Regions from separate parts of the Homo sapiens genome. Here region 1 is linked to region 2. Evidence: read pairs that join two places in POLR2A ChIA-PET (ENCODE). Cell type or tissue: K562. All regions are shown on one strand. Region 1 has its middle 29 kb from the start of RGS2-AS1. Region 2 overlaps UCHL5 (ubiquitin C-terminal hydrolase L5).

The links. ChIA-PET counts read pairs that join two places held together with the same protein. Peaks named below come from ENCODE experiments on the same cell type or tissue, not always from the same donor. Only the 100,000 strongest peaks of a DNase experiment are listed, where the experiment ranks them.
Region 1: POLR2A ChIA-PET joins it to region 2 with 6 read pairs; 2 of 35 experiments call an interaction of 5 or more read pairs at or near these places.

What each region holds. Positions count from the first base shown.
Region 1 is chr1:192,975,265-192,979,264 of GRCh38, forward strand. No RefSeq gene overlaps it. Among named protein-coding and RNA genes, the nearest start is that of RGS2-AS1, 29 kb to the left of the region's middle. In K562, no CTCF peak of the experiment used is centred here; DNase peaks (open chromatin) are centred at 1,507 and 2,267.
Region 2 is chr1:193,030,728-193,034,727 of GRCh38, forward strand. The region is part of intron 3 of UCHL5 (ubiquitin C-terminal hydrolase L5); the gene reads right to left. Among named protein-coding and RNA genes, the nearest start is that of UCHL5, 27 kb to the right of the region's middle. In K562, a CTCF peak has its summit at 900 (motif pointing left); no DNase peak of the experiment used is centred here.

The DNA of each region.
Region 1 (4,000 bases), 55 kb before region 2:
TTAATTTTAAAATTTATGAAATAACCAAAATATGAACAGTAGTCTTTAGGAACTGGGACAATTGAAAAACATATTTTATATTTTCTACAATTTTAAACTTTTTCTACTGGACAAATATTACTCTTCTAACAGGAAAATCTACCTTTATTTGAATCCATGGTAGTGATTCCGTGGCCAGAAAAATATCCCCCAGTCCAAGAATACATCTTGACATCATTGACTATTTTCCTAAAGTTTTGAAAATTCTAAGTGTATTTATACTTAAAAAAAAAACACTACAAAAACCAAATACTTGGTGCTGGCCTGATACTTCATTTTTTAGTTTATTCCATTGAGGCTTATTTGATCATTAGGATTCTTTGTCCATTTCCAGAGCCTCTTCCTTGGTACAAAAGCCTTCCGTGGACAAAGCCAGTGTGACCTGTCTACTCACCGATTACACTCACTGCCCTAATCCTCATGCATATAGGATTGTGGAGTTTCAGAAAGTCACATATTACATACAGACAATTCATTGATCTTAAACAAGAACTAAAAACAGTAGGAGTTTCGAAGATAGATTGGCCTGGGTAAAATTCTGATTTTGCCACTTTCTTGCTGTGTGACTTGGATAATCCACTGATTATCTTCATTTAGCTTCCAATTAGCTTCATTTCCACATGCGTAAAATGAGAATTACAGTACTGACCTCATATACTGTTGTAAGGAATACAATGAGATAAAACATATAAAATATTTATACAATGCCTGGGACATACACGCTCAACGTTCCCACTACACAATTCTTATGAAATCTTTCAACCTCCCATCAGAAAACAGAAGAGCTAGCTTCAGTTGCACCTATATGATGCCAAACACAGATGAAAATGAATAAAGTGATATAATTGCCAAAGTTTCTAAACATTTGTGTTACACAAAAAGGATCATTCAATTATGTTGTGTTGAGACAGGAGGTAGTGTTTTATCTTCTGCAGTAGCAAATGGAAGTTATTGACTCCTCTGAGATAATATAAAATCCAAAAATATTTAAGAAATAATAAAATAAACTTAGCTTAACATTTACCTACATAACTTTCGGAAACTGATATAAATGCACCTTTCTCTGTGCTCTCCATTCATACAGTATAGTTAAAAACTATTTTTCTCCTATCCTATAAGTCAAATAGAGATTTTAAAAATATTTAAAATGATAAAAATGAGACAATGTTGGAATACTACTGAATTCCTCAGAGATAGGCACAATACGCCTAAAACTGCACATGTTATGAACAATATTGATAACTACTGGGAGACTTTGGCAAACACTTAGCAGCTAGTGTGCTGCAAAAATACTCTCACTCTTCAAAAAATCTATTTTTTTCTCTCCAGCAACAAGAGGAATGCTCATGCACCCAACGGAGGTGGGTGCCAAATTGTTTCACCTTTGACATTCCCCTTCCCCAGTCTTTCACAAATTCTCACTCTCAGCCCTAAGGGAGTGTGTTTGGGCTTGGGAGTTGGGACAGGCTCTGGAGTTGTTGGCAAAGATAAAGAGTATTGAAACGAAGGCAAGTGAGATAAGAAGGGAAAGAAAAAGAAGAAAAAAATATATCATAGGACAGGTGAAGAAATACTCTCCACTTATCATTTTAAGTTAATTTAAAAAAGGGAAAGGGGAACCCAAAAATAGGTTCTGAGCTGCTTACTATGATGCAAATTAATCTCATTCACACCCCCTAATTCGCTGGGCACTTCCAAGATTCTCCTGAAAAAAATCAATATTTTTTTAAGTGTTTATGAATAAGGGGCTCATTGATTTTAAAATTTGACAGCATGTAGGAAAAGAAGACTGGTTAGCAGAATTTAAAATAGAAAGAATCAAAAGCCTAGGTTAGAGTTATATCCTTCAAGTTTAGACAAACTTAGCATCTAGCTTTATTTACATTTCAATGAATACTTGGGACACCTTTTATGATGAATTTACAGGGGTCCCCAACCTCCTGGGCCACAGACTGGTACCAGGGTCTGTGGCCTGTTAGCAACCGGGCAGCACAGCAAGAGGTGAGCAAGCATTACCTGCTGAATTCTACCTCCTGTCAGATCAGCAGCAGGCATTAGATTCTCATAGGAGCACGAACCCTATTGTGAACCGCGTATGCAAGAGATCTAGGTTGCATGCTCCTTGTGATAATCTAATGCCTGACGATCTGAAGTGGAGCTGAAGTGCTGATGCTAGCACTGGGAGCAGCTGCAAATACAGATTAACCTTAGCAGCGAGGTTTGGCTGCACAGAGACCATAATAAATCAACTGCTTTCAGGCTCATATCAAAACCCTATCAGTGAGTGGCAAGTGACAAATTAAGCTGCATCTGGTGGCAGGCTTTACAGTGACGAGTGAGTTGATGTATTTCAATTGTACAGCTGCATTTAATGTCAGGCTTTAAGTCAGAATCAGACGCATTTTATTCCGCTTATGGCCCGCCCATTATTTTATTTACCACTTCCATTCATGCCTCTTTCCCACACTGCACACTTGTCTCAGTCACAGTTTTGGTAAGCCCACGAGCTAACCCTAGCCACAGTGAGTAAAAAACAAATATCACTGGAGAGCTTCTTGGAAAAGGGGAAAAGACCCAGTGATGAGACAGCAGAAGACTCTAAGACTGCCAACAAAAAGTTGCATTTAAAAGAAGATACCGAGACTTAAATTACAGGTTCATTCCAACAGGTGATTCACATTCTCCAAGCTGGCTTTATATATGTGGTGACTGGCTACCCAAAGAAGCCATGAAACCTTCAAAACTTCTTCACCACATGCAGACCAAGCACCCTGCATTAAAAGACAAAACTTTTGCATCTTTCAAAAGAAAAATAATGTGAACATGAAGAACGGTAGCAATTATTGAAGGCCACCACTTCATCAAATGTGTCTGCACTGAGAGCATCATTCTCAGTGGCTAACGGCACTACTAAAGCAAAGAAATCCTTTACTATTGGTGAAGAGTTGATCCTGCCTGCTGCTAAGGACGTTTGCCATTAACTTTTAGGAGAGGCTGCAGTTCAAAAGGTGGCACATGTTCCTCTTTGGGCCAGCACCATATCTAGATGAACGATGAAACAGCAGAGGATATTGAGGCACCACAGTTAGAGAGGATTATTGAGTCACTGTGGTATGCAGTCCAAGTTGAGGAGTCTATCAGTGTTGACAACAAGGCAACAATGCTTGTTTTTGTGTGATGTATTTTTTTTCAGGAGCATGTGCAGGAGGATATTGTCATGCGCTTCCGTGTGAAGAGACCACCAAACAGGCTTTGTGTGAACAATAAAGGTTTTTAATCACCCGCTTGCAGGCAGGCTGAGTCTGAAAAGAGAGTCAGCGAAGGGAGATAGGGGTGGGGCCATTTTATAGGATTTGGGTAGGTAGTGGAAAATTACAGTCAAAGGGGTTTGTGTTGTCGCTTGGCTGCCTCTTCTCTATTATTGTACACTTTGAAGGCAAAGTTAATTAAGTCCTGTTGTGGGGTTTGAGGGCCGGAATCTAATTTTTGGAGTTTTATTTAATGTCAGGAGCGGATTGAGTAATAAAATGCATATTGAGAATAAGACGGCCTTCTGACCTTTTATGATCTAGGGCTGTAAAGCGTCTCAGGGTTGCTGCCAAACAAGCCATGAACTGGGCTGGGTTTTTATATTTGATGAAAAAGAGCCTAAACACTAACTGATTTGGGAGAGGTCAGCTAAAGAAAAAGGAGCATTAACCTTGACTATGCCTCTAGCTCCAACCACCTCTTTAAGAGGAAATTGTTGGGCAGGTCGGGGAGGGCTAGTCGCCGAACAAAACCATAAGCCAGACCAGGTGTGAGGAGGGCAGGTGATAGAAGGATTATAGGGTGGGAGAGCCGAGGCTGAGGAAGAATTAGAGCCTGATTCAGCCTGGTGGGGAGTGACCTGAGGAAGAGCAGTCTGGGGAGGAGGGGAGAGGTCAGATGGATCAGTAGAAAAGGGAGATTGAAAAGACTC
Region 2 (4,000 bases):
CTATTTTTATCCTGCCTGATTTCAGAAGAAAAAAATTCAATTATTTTCCTTCTTTAATTCTTATAGTTCTCTATTTCTCATGTTGGTAGAGGTTTTTAAGATCTTATGAATATCTACCAGTTCCTGAACTGTTGACTGAAGTATATTTGAGAAATTCCTTAATAAGACTGCACTCTCCATTACAGAATAGTCTCGTACTCCTAATTCTCAATAACTATAACATCACCATGCTTCTACAATTCTTCTCTTTAAGCATTTTGTATTCAAAACTGTCTTAAAATTGATGAATTAGGAAAAAGTAGTGATAGATCCAGAATCCAATTAGCATTGCTGCTGACTTATACGAATATGTATTTTGATCCGAATCACAGTTCTTTAGTAAATTTGGATGCAAACTTTAATGATTAAAGAGGACTTTATAAATGTGGTTGACTAAAACACTGTAACACTTAGTACTCCCTTATCTTAGGTCTAAATTACCTAAGGTGAAATTATCTGAGGATAGCACAGTGGGAGGAGTAAAGTTAGGAGAAGTTAAAATTTATACTTATTAACACATTCTTTCAAAATCAAGACACCTTAAAGATTTAATATATACCCAATGCTAAACTAGGCAGTGAGGCTACGGCAGAAAAGATTATCAAACATTTCTATAATCTAAGGACTTCAAATTTGTAATCCATTATTTTAGGATTTTAAGAAGTAGAAAAAATTCTTGTGGTTACTTTCTTTTTTGATGTCAATAATAATTTACACTGTCCATGATATATTAGAACTCATTTTGTATGTGTCTGTGAGAAGAAAAGTTACAATGTACATGGGTATGAGAATATTGTCTTCAAGTTTTAAAATGAGTTTAGTGCCACCAAGTGGTTATGCTATACATAGTACAAAATTAACAAAAAACAAAAGAAAATTTAAAGGTGTACAGCCATTCATTCATTCATTCAAATAATACTTACTGAGCACCTACTACGTGCCAGACATTGTAATAAAGGCTGAACAGTGAATAAGAAAGATGTGGTCCTTGTCCTCCTAAATCTCACATAAAAATAATCTTATATATAGTCAAAGTTCTATTTGAAAGAACTGTAACTCACGTCACAAAAAATCTATTGCAGTATGAATTATTTAGGTAGTTCTCAACTTTAAAAATCTTTAGCTTACCTAAGTGTTCTACTTTAACTCTGGCTTTTAAGATAATTTAAAATAAAGCAGTAGAGTTCAATAATAGAAATGAGGCTAGAGCAGAGGGTCTCAAGTAGGACTGACCCAGAACCTTAAGAGTTTGGTTTGAATTCCTACGCCAGGGTATATAGTCTTTAGTTTATCAGGGCACTTCTACTCTCTACTTCTTACACACAATCCAATTCACACATTCATGATGACAACCTGATACTGAAGGCATTTGATTTTGTAATCCCCAGACTAGAGAATTTCTTTTCAAAGCTTATACAAAAGAAGAGTAGATGTCCAGAGGAATAATATAAAAATAGCTTAAAGTACTGCCTATATAAATTATAGTCAATCAAAAAACAAGCAATGGGGAAAGGATTCCCTATTTAATAAATGGTATTGGGAAAACTGGCTAGCCATATGCAGAAAACTGAAGCTGGACCCCTTCCTTACACCATATATAAAAATTAACTCAAGATGGATTAAAAATTTAAACGTAAGACCTAAAACTATAAAAACTCTAGAAGAAAACCTAGGCAATACCATTCAGGACATAGGTATGGGCAAAGACTTCATGACTAAAACACCAAAAGCAATTGCAACAAAAACCAAAATTGACAAATGGGATCCAGTTAAACTGAAGAGCTTCTGCACAGCAAAAGAAACTATCATCAGAGTGAACGGGCAACCTACAGAATGGAAGAAAATGTTTGCAATCTATCCATCTGACAAAGGCTAATACACAGAATATACAAGGAACTTAAACAAATGCAGAAGAAAAAAATAAACAACCCCATCAGAAAGTGGGCAAAGGATATGAACAGACACTTTTCAAAAGAAGACATTTATGTGGCCAACAAACATATGAAAGAAAGCTCATCATCACTGGTCATTAGTGAAATGCAAATCAAAACCACAACAAGATACCATCTCACGCCAGTTAGAATGGCGATCATTAAAAAGTCAGGAAACAACAGATGCTGGAGAGGATGTGGAGAAACAGGAAAGCTTTTACATTGTTGGTGGGAGTGTAAATTTGTTCAACCATTGTGGAAGACAGTGTGGCAATTCCTCAAGGATCTAGAACCAGAAATACCATTTGACCCAGCAATCCCATTACTGGGTATATACCCAAAGGATTTTAAATCATTCTACTATAAAGAAACATGCACATGTATGTTTATTGCAGTATTGTTCACAATAGCAAAGACTTGGAACCAACCCAAATGCTCGTCAATGATAGACTGGAAAAAGGAAATGTGGCACATATACACCATGGAATACTATGTGGCCATAAAAAAGGATGAGTTCATGTCCTTTGCAAGGACATGGATGAAACTGGAAACCATCATTCTCAGCAAACTAACACAGGAACAGAAAACCAAACACCACATGTTCTCACTCGTAAGCGGGAGTTCAACAATGAGAACGCATGGGCACAGGGAGGGGAACATCACACACCGGGGCTTGTCGGGGGGTTGCGGGCAAGGGGAGGGATAGCATTAGGAGAAATACCTAATGGAGACGATGGGTCGATCAGTGCAGTAAACGACCATGGCACGTGTATACCTATGTAACAAACCTGCACATTCTGCACATGTATCTTAAAGTATACAATATATATATATATTAAGTTAAAAAAATTATTGTCAATCTTCATTGAGTCACAGCTATAGCAATATAAATACATACAATTTTAAATTTTTTAATAGTCAAGGAAAAAGGTTGAGAATGTAACAGTAGCTTTCCCAAGAGAAAGTGATACTGAAAAAAAGTATAAATGTCCTGCTCATGAAGACTCTATAAAGAAAGATACACAGAAAAAAGGGATGAACACCAGAAAAACAAAATAGTAAAGGAAAAAATCATTTTATACTGGAGTATCAGAGAAAGTTTTTTCACAAATGTGAAATTTTAATAGGGGTTTGAAAGCTTGGTAGGAACTAGAGAATAGAGAAGGAAATTCACTTTAAAAAGTGAGAACAGTGTGAACAAAAGAACAAATTAAGATGTTTGATGTGCTTGTTGTTCAAGAGACAATGAGCATATTGGTCATTTGTACTAGTGTGGTTATAGTCATAGTGGGGTTATTCTTTACCTTGTTAAGTCACTGGCCTTGAGTAATTAGGAGTTTACCCAAAGAGTAAGACATTTTGAATATAGAAATAAAATAATCAAAACAGTGGTTCAGAAAGATTCAGTTTAAGTCAATTTACAGGAAGGACTGAAGGCGGCTAAAAGGAGAAATAAGATCAGCCAGGTTCCTACCCTAATAAAAGTATGAAATAATAAAGAGTGGTAGGTTAATATAATACATAAAACCACTATCACACAAACATGCAAGTGAGAAATCTAGGAATTAGAAATATAACTAAAAATAAAATAAGATTTAAAAGAATAAAAGAATATTAATAACAACCGTATGAAATGATTTTGAAAATTTAAGCTGAAATGAAGAAATCTTTTAAAAAAATACATCTTACCAGAACCAACTCAAGAAAAAATAAAGAGCCACAATAGTCCCTTAACTACTGAAATGAAGCAGTATTTTAAAATATTCTCGCAAAGAAAATACCAGGCCTACATGGATATACAGGTCAATTCTACAAAAATTTGAAGAAGTATATCACCTTAATTTTACACAAATTGTTCAAGGCACTAAAAATAAGAGAAAATTCCAACTCATTTCATGAAGCCAGAATAACCTTAATACTAAAACGAGTCAAAGCCATTACAGAAGAAGAAAAATTAAGACACATTTCATTCAAAAATTTAAATGCAAAAACCTAAACAAAATACTACTATATTTAACCCAATAGTGCAT